Regions from separate parts of the Homo sapiens genome. Here all the other regions are linked to region 3. A link is an interaction called in ENCODE POLR2A ChIA-PET data of the cell type or tissue named here. Cell type or tissue: Panc1. All regions are shown on one strand.

Evidence for each region. ChIA-PET counts read pairs that join two places held together with the same protein. Peaks named below come from ENCODE experiments on the same cell type or tissue, not always from the same donor. Only the 100,000 strongest peaks of a DNase experiment are listed, where the experiment ranks them.
Region 1: POLR2A ChIA-PET joins it to region 3 with 9 read pairs; 5 of 35 experiments call an interaction of 5 or more read pairs at or near these places.
Region 2: POLR2A ChIA-PET joins it to region 3 with 5 read pairs; 6 of 35 experiments call an interaction of 5 or more read pairs at or near these places.

Annotation. Positions count from the first base shown.
Region 1 is chr11:12,748,419-12,753,418 of GRCh38, reverse strand. The region is part of intron 2 of TEAD1 (TEA domain transcription factor 1); the gene reads right to left. Among named protein-coding and RNA genes, the nearest start is that of TEAD1, 76 kb to the right of the region's middle. RefSeq lists a silencer at 3,123-3,417. In Panc1, no CTCF peak of the experiment used is centred here; no DNase peak of the experiment used is centred here.
Region 2 is chr11:12,741,934-12,746,933 of GRCh38, reverse strand. The region is part of intron 2 of TEAD1 (TEA domain transcription factor 1); the gene reads right to left. Among named protein-coding and RNA genes, the nearest start is that of TEAD1, 70 kb to the right of the region's middle. In Panc1, no CTCF peak of the experiment used is centred here; no DNase peak of the experiment used is centred here; H3K27ac peaks cover 300 bases.
Region 3 is chr11:12,839,106-12,844,105 of GRCh38, reverse strand. The region is part of intron 3 of TEAD1 (TEA domain transcription factor 1); the gene reads right to left. Among named protein-coding and RNA genes, the nearest start is that of TEAD1-AS1, 81 kb to the left of the region's middle. RefSeq lists an enhancer at 1-321. In Panc1, no CTCF peak of the experiment used is centred here; no DNase peak of the experiment used is centred here; H3K4me3 peaks cover 1,658 bases; H3K27ac peaks cover 3,089 bases.

The sequences.
Region 1 (5,000 bases), 91 kb after region 3:
GGAGATGGAGTAAATGGAATTCTCAAAGAACTGATGAGAGCGCAAATTGGTACAATCATTCTGGAAAACTCTTTGGCAATATCTACATACCAAAACTGATTATATGCATACCTCCTGATTCAGCAATTCCAAATCCCAGGTAGAGATGCTAAAGAAATGCATGCCTATGTTCACCAAAAGACAGGTATAGGAATGTTTATATTTTCATTGTTTGTAACAGACAGAAACAGCCAAATTTTTATTAACAATAGGACATATAAACTATAGTATAATCAGGCTGGGCGCTGTGGAACACATCTGTAATTCCAGCACTTTGGGAGGCCGAGATGGGCAGATTGCTTCAGCGCAGGAGTTGAGAGCAGCCTGGGCAACATAGTGAGACCCTATCTCTACAAAAAAAAAAAAAAAAAATTAGCTGGGTGTTGGTGGCGCATGCCTGTAGTCCCAGCTACCCCAGAGGCTGAAGTAGGAGGATCACCTGAGCCCAGGCGGTCAAGCTGTAGTGAGCTGTGATCACGCCACCGCACTCTGGCCTGAGAGAGTGTGAGACACTGTCTTAAAAAAAAAAAAACTGTAGCATATTCATAAAATAGAATGGTATACAGCTGTACTGTCCAATGCAGTAGGCACTAGACACATTTGTGAATTTAAATGTAAATTAATAAGATTAAAAATTCAGTTGTTCAGTCACACTACTTGTATCTCATGAGCTCAATATTCACAAGTGGCTAATGGCTACTGTGTCATACAGCACAGACAAAAATCATTTCACAGCCACAGAAAGTTCTATGGGACAGCAATAGAATATAAATAAATGACAACTGCAAGTAACAACATGGGTGAATTGTACCAACGCAATATTGAGGAAAAAAAAGATACAAAGAAATATATACTATACTGTCTGCGTCCGTTCATACCAAGTTCAAACACTAACGAAATTCATCTACGTTATTAGAAGTCAGGGTAGCAACCACCCTTTAGGGTTGGGAGTACTGACTGGAAGGCAGCGTGGGGAGGCTTAGGAGGTTCTGGTCATGTCAGTGCAGATCAATAGATCAATGGCTCTGGATGCCAATGCATTCAAATGGAAAAACACAAGGGACTCAATATTGATGATGTGTGTGCCCTTTTCTGTATGTAAGTTGGACTTCAATAAAAATTATTTTAAAAAAAAAGAAAGAAATGAAAAAAAAAAAAAAAAAAAACTGCCCTGTTTCAGTGCCTTTCTGATTCCAGTTACCTTAGAGAAAGATTATTCCAGGAGCTCTGAATACATTTGCCTTTTTTGAATTATGCTTTGATGTGCTGCCATCAGCATATGAAGGGTTATTAGAAGAAACAGCCAATGGGATTTGTCTCTAGAGTGAATGCAAGGATGTGGAAGACGCTGCTCATCACGTCACACAGACTGATCTTTACAAAGATCCCAAAGGAAAGTTCTACAGCAAACAAAACACAATGTGTTTTTTACCTCGTGGTCAAGCCATTGGCCTTTCCTTTACTCAGTAGCCACCAAAGTGCACTGAGCCACACTGGCAGGCCCCTCAGAGAGTGCTCAGAGGTGGTTTTGGTCGGCAAGTTTGGTTTCATTCCTAAGTCCACATTTAGTCTTCACCTCTATCCTCTTCTTTTTCTCCATTCTTTCTCCCACCTTCTATTTATGCTATTTTACAGTCTTGCATGCTGCCTTAAAATGATTCTGAAACATGATAGGGTATAAATATGAAAGGGAAAGTTTCTGTTTTCTAATTATCTGTTTCAATTTAATGTGGTAAAAGCATTTACTGAGAGCCCCTCCCACCCCTGTCCCTTCAGCCATATGTCCCAAGCACTGGATATGGAGATAAAGATACCACATTCCCTGTCCTCAACAAGCACCCTCTCCAGCAGCGAGACAAATAAGTACACATACCTGCAAGACTTCAAGCCCCTCCACTGGGAAGCCTGACCTGGCCTTTCCCCACTCCTCTGTGTTCCCACAGGTAGCACCTTTGCCAGCCAGTACAAATGAACTGAACTCACTCACCGCATAGGAATGATTTGTTTATGCGTCTCTCACCTTTGAGGATTTGTGAGATCTTTAAGGTTTGGGCCCATGCCTTTAGTAATTTTTCCTTTTTTTTTTTTTTTTTTGAGTCAGGTTGGAGTACATACAGTGGCATGATCACAGCTCACTGCAGCCTCAGCCTCCAGGGCTCAAGCCATCCTCCTGCCTCAGCCTCCCAAGTAGCTGGGACTACAGGCACATGCTACCATGCCCAGCTAATTATTTCGGTTTTTTGGCCTCACTATGTTGCCCAGGCTCATTTCAAACTGCTGGCCTCAAGCGATTCTCCTGCCTCAGCTTCCCGAAGTGCTGGGACTACAGGCATGAACCACCTCACCCAGCCCAGTCATTTTTCTATGTTTGGCATTCAGCAGAATGCCTAGCACATGGCAACTGCTCCCCAAAAAACAGGACTGAATGGTTGCCGGAAATAATGAGTCAATGGGTGAATATGAACAGGTGAATAAATATGTCACCTGATGCAATGGAGGAATCAATAGGGTGCTGATGGAGGAGTTTATTCTGTCTCTCGGATCAATGAGAGTTTCTCAGGGAGGTGGCATTTAGGCTGGTCTGAAAGGCTAATCCAGACTCACAGGCCAAGTATTAGTGGAGGAGATGTGGGGAAGAGAGAGCCAAGCAAGAAAGTAGAAAGGCTAGAGCAGAGGCTGAAAATGTAAGCTGAGTCAATCACAGGGGGCCTCATAGGCCATGACGAAAGGTGGACTGTTTCATACAAAAAGCACGAAAACACCAGAAACACCAGGAGTGTGTGAGCAACTCCTGAAGGTGTACGTGTGTGTGTCTGTCTGTCTGTCTGTCTACTTGGGAAGATAAAGGGTGAAGAACAGAGAATGTTATATATCTGGAATCTGAACTTTTAAATCAAAAGTATTTTCAGTATGGTCCAAGGCCAGGACAGTTCTCTAGATAAACTGAAATACTACAATGTGACGTCTCCCTTCAGTGTTCCAAGTTTATAAAGGTGTGTTTGTTTAAACAACCCAGAGCCATGGGATTAACTCTGCTCGGTACCTGATCACTCAGCCATTCTAATGAATGCTCATCAGACTGTCTTCAAGCACTCAACATACTCCCCTCATCCCTAAAGAGAGGCTGTGAGCTGACAACAGGGTCACACTCGAGCCCAACATGGGAACCAGGCTGCTATGCTTATACAGAGACATGCGTCTGCATTTGGCCAATGTGAAAACACCAACTAATGCCGACACGAGCTAATGCATGAATTTAACCAAAAGCACGCAACACTGCCGGTTCACAAATGTCAACTGGGTCCCAATGATCACCAACACAAGCAAGTCCCCACCCTTTAAACGACAAATATAATCTTCCATTTAATGATGACATGGTGATGGAGCAGATGCAAAACAGGTCTCTCACATTGAGATGCAAATTCAGGGGCCAATTAAAGCCCCACCCGCACCCCATCCCAATCCTCAAAATGTAAACCTGGTCCTTGGTTTACATCCAGTTCAAGTTCAGCAAGAGAAAGAATCTTGGCACCTTAGCTGAAGACAGGCTGAGGCAGGATAAGTGAGTAACTACTGTTCCCCCCTCAATTAAACCACTCATTCAAATGAACAAATATTACTGGAGCACCTGCTGTGGGCACAAGACCACTCTAAGCCGTCCACAAGCACTGTAAGGGCATTCAGTGGGGGCAAGACGCCCAGTCCAAGAGAGGTACGGACAGAAAGTCTGATGCGCTCATGTCTGACATCAGGCCTGCGCCTTCTCCTGCCTTCACTTCCCCATGGCCCAGGGTGCTGTGAGCCCTCTCCAGCCAGCAGTCTCCTCCCCCTCCCCTCTGACAAACCCCAGCAAAATGAGTCTGCTGAATTCAGTAAAATATGCAAAGGCCACACCTTGATTAAATCCACATTTTCTACGGGTCCCCAGCACACACACACAAATTTCTTTAGGGAAAAAGGTGGACGGAGTGTCAGGCAGGGGGAATATATTTCCTTCCAAGACTACATCCTTCTACAGATTCTGTTAACCCTGGTAGAGGAACAAGATGAGCTCTCAGCCCCTTAGATTAATTAAAATGTAATCCATTTCCAATTACACGTACAAATGGCCACTAAAGCCCTCCCTCTCAGGGAGACTTCCAGGTGCAGATTCCCTCTCAATCCAACTGCCTAAAGGTGACTCTACGTAGGGGATGTGACTTCAGAAGCCAAAAGTCCCCCACAGGCAAAACAAACCAGCGCAAATCCTCACACACACACAGTTCTGGCACAGTGGGCCCTGACACCATCAACATCACATTGCTGATTAAGGATCTATCTGTAAAAGTCCCCATGAAAATCCAAAAGGATTCCCAGGTCCTGGGAGAATCCCACCGCCTCCTCTCAGAGATGATGTTTCTCAGGTAAACTGGCTGGAGCATAACCCAAAAGGAGGGCCATTATCCTAGGTTCCCCTCCTCCCCTCCTGATCTAAATGATCACCAAGAACGTCCATTTGACCCCCAGTCCCCCTGCCTCCCCTGGATCCCCTCTGCTCCTCTCTACCCCACTAACTTTGCTCCTGTCTCAAGGAAAGGACCGCACCATTTCTGCCTCAGCCCTCTGCCAGAGCTGAGCTGTCCCCCGCCTCCCCACACTCTCGCCACTGCCAACAACCTAGTCCCCAAGCCTGGTTATACGAGATGATATGGGTGGCTTCTTAAACATAGAGATTCCCAGCTTTATGCCAGAAATCCTGAATCAGAATCCCAGGAGACATATTTTTAGCGAGTGTCTCCTACACTATCCCGCAGTCAGAAAGGTTTTCCTAAAATGCAAATAGGACTTTCATCATACACTCACTTGAAGTCATTCAGCAGATCCCCACTCACTCAGGACTGAAGTGCATTATGAGACCCCTGGCCTTTCACACCTGTTCTCAGCCTGCTCCTCCAGCCACCCATCCAGAACCCCAACATTCT
Region 2 (5,000 bases), 97 kb after region 3:
GTCTGAGGTCTTCACTGGTGAACCCCCAGCCCGCCTGGTCTGTGGCATCCCAGCCCCTGCTGCAGCCTGCCCACAGCCCTCAGCCCAGCCTGCTTCAGCAGCAGCTCATCCTGGGAGAACGCAGCCTGGCTCTCAGCCAGTTCACCTCCCACAAGAGCCAGGGGGCTGCGCTGGGCCCAGTGTCAGGTTACCACAAAAATAACAGTGGGCCTGCCTAAACCACGCATGCGGGCCAAGTGTAGGAGGGAAGTGCCCCAGAGGTGAGAAAGAGCAGCTCAGGAGAAGAAAAAAAAGGAAGACCTTTGAACATGTGTCAAAGAGGACTTGGTTTTTAAGAAAAGAACATTAAATTCATAACTACACTCAATACCGCCACTACAGCTTCTTCAGTACCTCATTTAGTACCTAATCAGGGTAACATATTTATATTATACTTAACTCTAAATATGCTTTTAAAAATATTATTTTAGGACAAGACGGGGATGAAGTTTTCTTTAGTTTGCTTATTTAATACCATTTATAAGTCAGATTTGGGTCAATGAAGGTTTTAACAAGTATTCCCACTGAACAAATTCCTAATATTACTCAGCTTTAATTTTCTCAAAACTAAATCCAAACATGTCGAAGCTAATTAGGTTTATGTAGAAGAGGTAGGACTTCAAGGGGAGGGAAAAGGCTAATAAAAAGCATTTATTCATTATTTTTTCTTCTTCCCTAAAATGAAATCAAAGTTCATTCCCGTGCTACTCTCGTGCAAGAATGCTGCTAGCTTGATGTGCTCTGGCCCAGCCTGGATATTTCAAATAAAGTTAACTTCAATCACTGTAGGGAGTTAGGAGGGTATTGATTCTCCATCCATTGTTCTTTCATCCTGGTTTACTCCACACACAATGCCTCTTTAATTTGCTCCTAGCAACTGTTTTATGAGTGGGTGGGTACAGGCCCAGCTACAAGAAAAGATGCACTTCCTTAAGCCAGGCAGGTAAGCCTCAAGACCAGGCCATCCACTGGGTGGAATGGGTTTCCCACTGTAATCCCGTACGTGCAAAAGAAGCTGTGAATGCCTTGGCAGGAGAAGACAGAGCCAACTCTAACAGGCACATTTAGATTCCCAACCTGAAGGTGGTGAAAGGTAGATGGACAAAAAAATTCTAAGCAGAAAAATATGGGCTAAGTTTTTTTTTTTAACAATTAATTTTGATGGGGAAAAGGTTCTCAATTGTCACCTTATTTTGCAGTTATTGATTTATATTTCATTTTACAATATCAGGGTTGCACGTATTATAAGACACAGCCGTATTCTGAACAAGACTCCACTGCAAACAGTCCAAAAAAAAAAAAAAAAACCCCTTAAAATGACAATTTTAGAGGCAGCCAGACCAGCAGTTGACATGCAGACAGGCAGCGATTCTGTGTTTTTAAATTTTTTTTAGCTTTTCAGAAACAGCCCTCTCCCAATCAAATTGATCAAAAATTTCATAGAAGAACTTATCACCAGTGGAGTGTGAGTCCTGAAAATTTAAAATAATACCGAATAAGTAGTGAAATTCACTGTAGTTTCATTCTGTCTTTAAAAGCAGCCAAAGTCTAGTTTCCAGAAGAGAGGATCTCATTCACCTTGCTACTCCTAGTGTGGCCAGAATTGACACAGTTCATGCAGGGCACATCACACCGTGCAATTATCAACCAGCATTGACACTGCTAAAAGATCTTTAATAATCCTGGTTTTTACCATAAAAGCTCTCATTATTATCCCAGCTCTCTTTGCTTGTTCAGCGTGCCTGGTCACTTACAGGAGGATGAGAAAAAACCGTAGACTCGACTCATCTTTCCCCAGCAGTGTCTCCCAGGGAGCTGTTCATGTCTCTGCAGAGCAATGCCACCACACTCCCTGACCAGGTTTAAAATTAGCCGAGCCCTGGAGAGCCACAGGTAACCTTCCGACAAGGTTAGCCAGCAGAGCAGAGCACAGCTCAGGGAGGGACATTAATAAGAAGCCAAGTAGAACCTTTCAACAAGCCCATTAGGGCCTCTCAGAACCCGTGCAGTCTGGAAGCCTGGGGGAGCCAGGTGCCTCAACGCGAGGAGGCTGACCTAGGCCTCTTATTTTTATCCCACCGAGTCAGCAGCTTTCTTTACAAGAGATAAATACAACCTCCAAATGTGCTTCTCCAAGTTTAAATCCAACATGTTCACCCACTCACTAATTATACAATAATTTTTAAATTTTTAATCGGGTTTTTAAAAATATTTCTGGAACACCTCTAGTTATAAAAGTTAATACCCATAGATGACCAAAAGTGGAACATATAGAAACATCCACAAAGAAAATTAACTTTACCCATATTCCACCATCAAATAATAATCAGTGCTACCCATGCATTTTGATGTCCTTTCTTACACTAATTATTCCTTACAGCTTTAGGTTTTTATTGCCCACCTAACATTTCACAGTCAGAAATAGTTCCTGAGTCCTGAAAACTTCTCTGTGTCTGTGATTTTTAAGAGGTACATAATATTCTGGGGGGTGGATATGCTATTATTTAGCTCTTTTCTCATGCTTGGACATTTAGATTTTGCCCAACTTTTCACTGTTGTAGCAAACATCCTTGTAATCATTTCTCAAGGACAGATTCCTAGCCTACAGTCAAAGAGCAGAAAAATTTCAAGGCCACCGATAGACTGGGGACCTCATGAAGACAGAGGCTGTGCGCCTCTCACACTGTATACACAGTATTTTCTGAAAAAAAGGACATGTCTCAGTGCTTTCTAAATAGCCCTAAATTCTAATGTGACACTGTCCAAACGCCTTTGGGGATAATCTGGCCTAGCGCAACTAAAGTTTTCTCAGCAATGAATTAAAGATGACAAGTGAAGAATCTATCAACACCTCTGAACACCTGCCAGTTTCAGACACTCTCCCACACCACCTCCAGTACCCGACTGGTACAACTATACTGGTTGTTTAAAATACTGAAATACTTCCATAACAGCGTGTAAAGAGTCAGTGCTCCAAAGCCCCAGTGAATGCTCTGTCCCCTTCGTAGTGTCCCAAGGTCTCCTCACTATTCAACAAGGATAGGTGTCCGGCAAATCAAGGGGCCTGCAGTGTAGTTTCTACTGTGCCAATGCCCTTCTGGACTGGCTGTTAAATATTTTCAATACCACCCCGTTCATGGGTAACCTTCTCCCCCACCTTAAATCTGTTTCATTTGTCATACAGGCAACTTTTAAAATCTCAATTGCCATCACTTCAACACTATTTCTTAAATTCACCAGACTCCCTAATATTTTAGTTGTGAAACCAAAAATTAACAGTTATTAGGAAGCAATTACCAAGATGCCTAGCAGGGGGCTGTTTCTGCTAAGTTATTCTCTACAAAGCATAGTGAGATGGGCTGGACAAAGATGAACTCCATAATCTTAAGATTCATGAACCTAGTTCTAATACTAATTATATTGGTTCCCCAAGGATAAAAGCTATCTGCTTAAATCACAGGAGACTTTGAGGAACTTTCAGATCATTAATCAGATTCTCATCAAAAATACTGAAATACTAAAGTCTGGGGATAAGAGAAGAGTTAGGTCCTGCCTACCCTATGCCCAGGCCACCCTCGTATTGGTTTACCTGTAATATTAATAAAAGCAACATTTATTGAGTGCTGTCAATAAGCTCGACATATATTGCTTTGAATTTAGAAGTATGATCTCTACCTTTACCTCTCTTTGCTAAACTAAGCCCTTTTCTGCGGAGGGGAACAGATAACTAGTATGTGGATCAGAGTTTCATTTCTTCTAAATGTTTTTGTCTATCTTCTATCAGGGATGCCAAGGCAAGAACACCAGCCAAGAAAGAGAAGGACAAACAAGAGGTCTCTATAATCAGACTCTGAAAACCAAGAAGGTGCTAGCCTGGACGTATTACAGCACTGCCCAGCCCCACCGCTGGACCACGGGCCACTCTGGAATCAGCTCAAAGACAATACCCTCCCACATCTCCATTACAGAAGAATATACTCCAAATTCCAGGCCACTTATAAGAGCTGGAGGCTGAGCTATGGCTTCTTTGCCAAATCACTGAGATTCTAATAGATGGCAAAAGTTTAAGGAAATACACCTTGTATCAGTAAATAAAATTAATATTCACAGCTAATATTTACTTGACACTATGTGAGGAGTAGGAGTCAAGACTTTCCTTTTTTAAAGTTTTATTTTTGAATGATAAATAATAGTTGTATATGTTCATGGGGTACAATGTGATATTTCCATACATGTATATATTGTGGAATGATCCAATCTGATGAATTAACATATCCATCACCTTCAATAGGTATCATTTCTTTGTGATAAGAACATTTAAATTCTTCTTTTTGCCATTTTGAAATATACCATAATTATTATTAACTACAGTCACCATGTTATGCACCAGAATTTATTCCTCCTAAGAGAAACTTTGCACACTTTGATCAAGCTCCCCTTTCCCTACCCACCCTCTCACCCCCAAAACCTCTGGTAACCACCATTCTACTCTACTTTTTATGAGTTTGACTTCTTTAGAGTCCAGAACTTTACTTTTATTATTTCACTTCATCCTCATCACAATTACAAGAGGTAGAAATATTACTATCTCTGTTATTCAGATAAATAAAATGAAGTTTAGAAATATTATTTGTCCAGAATCATGTCACTAGTCAGTGGTCAAGGTGAAATTCAAACCCAGGTTCATCACACCTTGAACTCAAAGTCTAAATGTATTTGTGAGACAGTAAGCCTCCCATCACTAGAGGTAATCAAAGAATAGCTACAAGACCTCTTAAAACAGTCATGCTGTAAAGGGGACAGGAGACAGATGAAGATGTCAAGAAAGGTGCATTCCAACCTCTGATCTATGGTGGGTGAAAAGAAACTGCCTACTGTGTGCTGGCTCTGTATCAGGTGCTTGTGGGACATAAGGAGCAGGCCAGGCCCTCTAAACAAAGTGTAAACACAATTAAAGCTGA
Region 3 (5,000 bases):
GTTTCTGAATATTTAATGTACATTCTTTACAGTTTATATAAATTCAAGTTAAAAGAATCTCCAAAGAAAATAACTTGAATAATTTAGCTATAAGAGGACTTCACAACCAACAAAATGTCATTTTTAAGCAACAAGGTAATTTATAAAGTAAAAGAAAACGGAAATGATCTAATAGGAACATGGGCTGATTATTCCTTTAATATTAGGCTTCGTGGTCAATGGTTGGTTATTTAACCCGGCTCCAGTTTTAATAACAAAAAAGTGACCACAGAAACATCTGATTTTTAAAAAGAACAAGTTTTCAGCGCCATAAATGAGATGCATGCAATTATGGCTGGCAAGACATCAACAATGAAATATTCCATACATGGAGTTATTTCATGTGGTTTTAAAACTTTATTCTTTTCTCTAGACTTTTTAAAACACAAACTGAAAAGTAAAACAAAATAAACAACCAAACCCTGCAGATTTGAAAAGATTTAGCTTTTGTGAATAACAATCCATTAGATTAATATTTTGTCAATGTCACTTGTCACAACAAAAGCAGCAGCATTTATAATTTACTCTAAGACTGGTTTAATTAAAATTCAAAAAACCACAACAAAGCTATATTGAATTTCATTTCCCGCATTGTAATTACTTACTTCGTAGCTGACTATAAACAGTATTTTATTACATCCACAAAAATGCGTTTAAAAACTAACAGTAATTCGTAGACACTGGAAGAACTGAGGGAACAAGTCCTGTCACTTCTACTTTGAATAGAGTGCTACTTTCTACTTTAGTGTGACATAAGGAACGAGGATGCATGATCTTTTCCAATCTGAGGGGATCTATAGATCTGACAACATTACCTACCCTTAGAGCTGGGCTCGGACTCCTTGTGAACACAGATTTGGCAGAGCAAGATCTATGTGCACCCTCCCAAGACCAAGAAAGGGCCTGACTTGGCTCAAATCCAACAATGAGACAATAGAGGCTGCCAGGCATGATGGATGACTTAAAGGACTTAAAACCACCATTTGCATCCTCCCAGATAAACAATTAGCTAGAAAAAAAATTTTTTTTTTCCTGGAAGCAACTTCCAATGCTGTTACTCTGCCTAGCAGAATAGAGTTAGTTTAGTGAAATTAGAACAAAATTTGAAAATGTCTCAGACAAATGTTCTTAAAGTATCTCACTGGAATTAGAAGAAATAAACCATTCATTTTAGATTTTTTAAGTTTAGAATTTTAAAAGTTAGAAAAGGCTTTGATGCTTATAACTCTCTTAAAGTTAGTGTCAGAAGGTTTTCAATATATTTACTTAGTTCATTTTTGTATTCCTTCTTCCTTCATTTGAAATCCATGTAATTCTTAAAGGCAGCATAATAAAAAAAAATTCACTTATTGGACAAGGCAGGCAGGCATAAACACGATTTAAGCATGAAAAAAAGGAAACGGCCTTCAGACATGCTTGCCAGATAAAAATCAGTGGTTCTGAACCTGCATACAAGCAATTTTCTGGAGCTCATGAAGACCCAGGAGAGAATGCTTGAGAAACGACAGAGAAATCTCTTAAAAGTCACCCTGCATTTCTCTAGAATGAATTTACAGGACAGGCTAAGAGTATCTCCGGAAGTTCACCAAGCCTCCATTAATAAATGAGGCAGCAGTGTGGTTTCCGTGGCAACAGACTCCTAACTCCCGCAAGCTTAGTGCACAACTGCCAAAGATTTCTCCTCAAATCTCAACTTCCTGTTTCCAGGTACTGACAAAACCAAACATACTTTTAAGCCCAGGGAAACAGCAACAGTGTAAGGGTTTTCAATAGGTATTCTCGTAACGGTGGTTTGGTCAAAAGTGAGGTGGACTAGGCAGCTCCATCTTGCTGCAGAGATTTGGAGAACACTTTTAAAGGGAGCTAAGAGCCCCCTGAGAACGTTCAGTGAGTTAAATACATTTGCTGTAATATTATAATGTGTTATGACAAGCTATATATCATTATAATAGGTTCCCATGATTCACATTTGCCTGTTTTGTTTTGTTTTGTTTTGTTTTTTTCCTCTGCTCTGTGGAAATGATTTGGGGGTTTGGGTAAGCTTGATTCAGAATTCGGCACATGAGGAAAGCCGACTACATTTCTTTAACATATGTAACCTTGAGGTTTATAGGAGAGGTCACGATACATTTTAAAAGAGACCTTCCCAGACTATTTCATATGAACGGGTAAGTGTGGAAAAGTACAGACGCTAGGAGTCTGCCATTAGCAGTCACTGACTCTAGGTAAAGTTATCAGCCTTTGTGAGCCTCAGTTTCCCCAAAGGTCTCATACCCTATAATGCTATGATACCACGATAAGCCCTAGCTACTTTTACATTCCTTCCAAACACATGCAGAGAACACCAGAAAGCACTAGTGTGCTTCGATTCTCCATCTCCCATTTCCCTCTAAACACTGAAGGAGCTAAGCTACCAGGGTGCAAACTGAAGGAAGATGGCATATCTCCCAAAAAATGCAAGTAGCTGAAAGAAGGGCAGCTACCATGACAGCAGCCTGGAGGGGGAATGTGGAGGGATTCTCAGAAAAGCCAGAGAGAATTCTAAACCAACCCCTCCAAGAACAGCATGAAACCGACATTCCCCATTGAGTTTCCCTTGGAGAAAAATAATCGAGAAAAACTGTACTTATTCTTTATGCTAAGGCAGCGAACACACTTCCTAACCAGCATCCATCCCCACCATCTCAGGAGCTGCACTCACAGCAGACAGAGACTCTCTTAAGCCAGTAGCTTGCTAAGCACCGATTATAGGCATGGCCTGGTGGGGACAGCTAAGAAGACCAAAGGAGGGAAAAAAGACAGCTCTTCTGTACCCACTGAGCTTACATTCTATCCATGGTGTATAAGAGACGCAGGTAGGAAAAGAGGCAGAGCCACAGAGGCTACATATTTTTCAGGATTTCCCTTTTAAATTCTGTTCCTTTTCCCCTTTCACCTATGAATAAATCTGGGTCTGTGTCCCTCTCTGCATCCATAAAATAATGTAACTTCCCACATGACTCACACATGCACTGCCCTTAGCGTATTTTCATGTTAAAAGGCTTTAGCAGACAGTAACAAATTCCTGACAGCTACAACTGATAACTTGAGATGAGAAAAAGTATTCCATTTCAATTTTCAGACAGGTCTGGCTTGGGAACAAACCAGCTGAAGGACAGGGAGGGCAAATTTCCAGTACAACTCTCCCTATAAAAGCAATAAAGTTACTACCAATGGAGAGCAATCAAATATCCACCAGAACTCTGAAAGCCACTGGGTATCTCATCCCACTCCACTCACAGGGGCCCGTGCAGAAAGCCACCATTTGCATATAAACTTCCCTATGAAGTCTATGCCTTAGTTTTTCTACCTCAGAGAAAAATGAGAGGCTTCTGATAGGAATGGGGCCCCTTCAGCCTCGAGAGAAGATCTGCAGAGTTGGGAATATCTATTAACATAGACGGCACTTCCAAACTGCAGGAAGAGCACACAGCCGAACCCCAGACCTAGGCCCCCAGGCTAAGACACGGCCATTTATTTCGTGAAAGTGAAAATGAGTAAAAGTTAAGTGAAAGACTATTACGCAGAAACGATCAACCCCAGTACATGAATTTGGACTGACCTCTTTACAATTTAATTATAGGAGGTTATATTTACCAGCACAACACTGAATATGGCCTCTTAACTCTCACAAGCTTCTCATGGCTTCTTCTGACTCCCCATCCTTACACAACCATTCCATAGTGAAAACATCCATCTCTCAGACTCATCCACCTTCCACCCTTCTTGCCTTGGCCCGATTTCGTTTCTGGTCTTTTTTTTTTCTTTTTTTTTTTTTTTTGAGGCAGAGTCTCGCTCTGTCGCCCAGGCTGGAGTGCAGTGGCGCGATCCAGGCTCACTGCAAGCTCCGCCTCCCGGGTTCACGCCATTCTTCTGCCTCAGCCTCCCAAGTAGCTGGGACTACAGGCGCCCGCCACCACACCTGGCTAATTTTTTGTATTTTTAGTAGAGACGGGATTTCACCATGTTAGCCAGGATGGTCTTGATCTCCTGACCTCATGATTCACCCGCCTCGGCCTCCCAAAGTGCTTGGATTACAGGCGTGAACCACCGCGCCAGGCCCGTTTCTGGTCTCTTAAAGCTGCCTCCGAACTGTTTTCCTTACTTTCCATCTGTTCCCACTCTCACCCTTCCTTAAGGCTACAACCAGAAGGATCTTTCTTAGATTAATGAGTCTTACCACATTACCTTCAATGTGGGCTTTCTATCATATAGTCCCCTACTACACCTAGAATGCCAACTCTTGTTGCTGCCTGCAAATTTCTATTCATCTTTTAATATCCAACTGAAACAAACCCTTCCATTACGCGAAGTTAGTGATTCCCTGGTCGTGCTCCTTACGTTCTGAACCTGCTCTGATAACCCCCGCCACATTCTGGCATCACTTCTTTCCCAACCAACATCTCTACTACTCCCTAAAGTACTACTACACGGCAGGAGCTTTATCCTGTAATTTCTGTTACCTCAGTCCCCAGGACACAGCCTAGCACCTGGGACATAATAACTGTTAACTGAATGGACAGGCCAGAAACATGTGGACAGAGTGGATGCAGTATTTCTTTCTGAAGCTCGTGATCTTCAAAAAGAGCTTTGTTTTTTGTTTGTTTGTTTTGTTTTGAGACAGAATCTCACTCTGTCACCGAGGCTGGAGTACAGTGTCACGCTCTTGACTCACTGCAGCCTCCACTTCCCAGGTTCAAGCAATTCTCCTGTCTCAGCCTCCCGAGCAGCTGGGACTACAGGCGTGCATTACCACACCCGGCTAATTTTTGTATTTTTAGTAGAGACGGTGTTTCACTATGTTAGCCAGGCTGGTCTCAAACTCCTGACCTCAGGTGATCCACTGGCCTCTGCCTCCCAAAGTGCTAAGATTATAGGCGTAAGCCACCATGCCCGGCTCCCAGTTTTTTTTTTTAATAAGT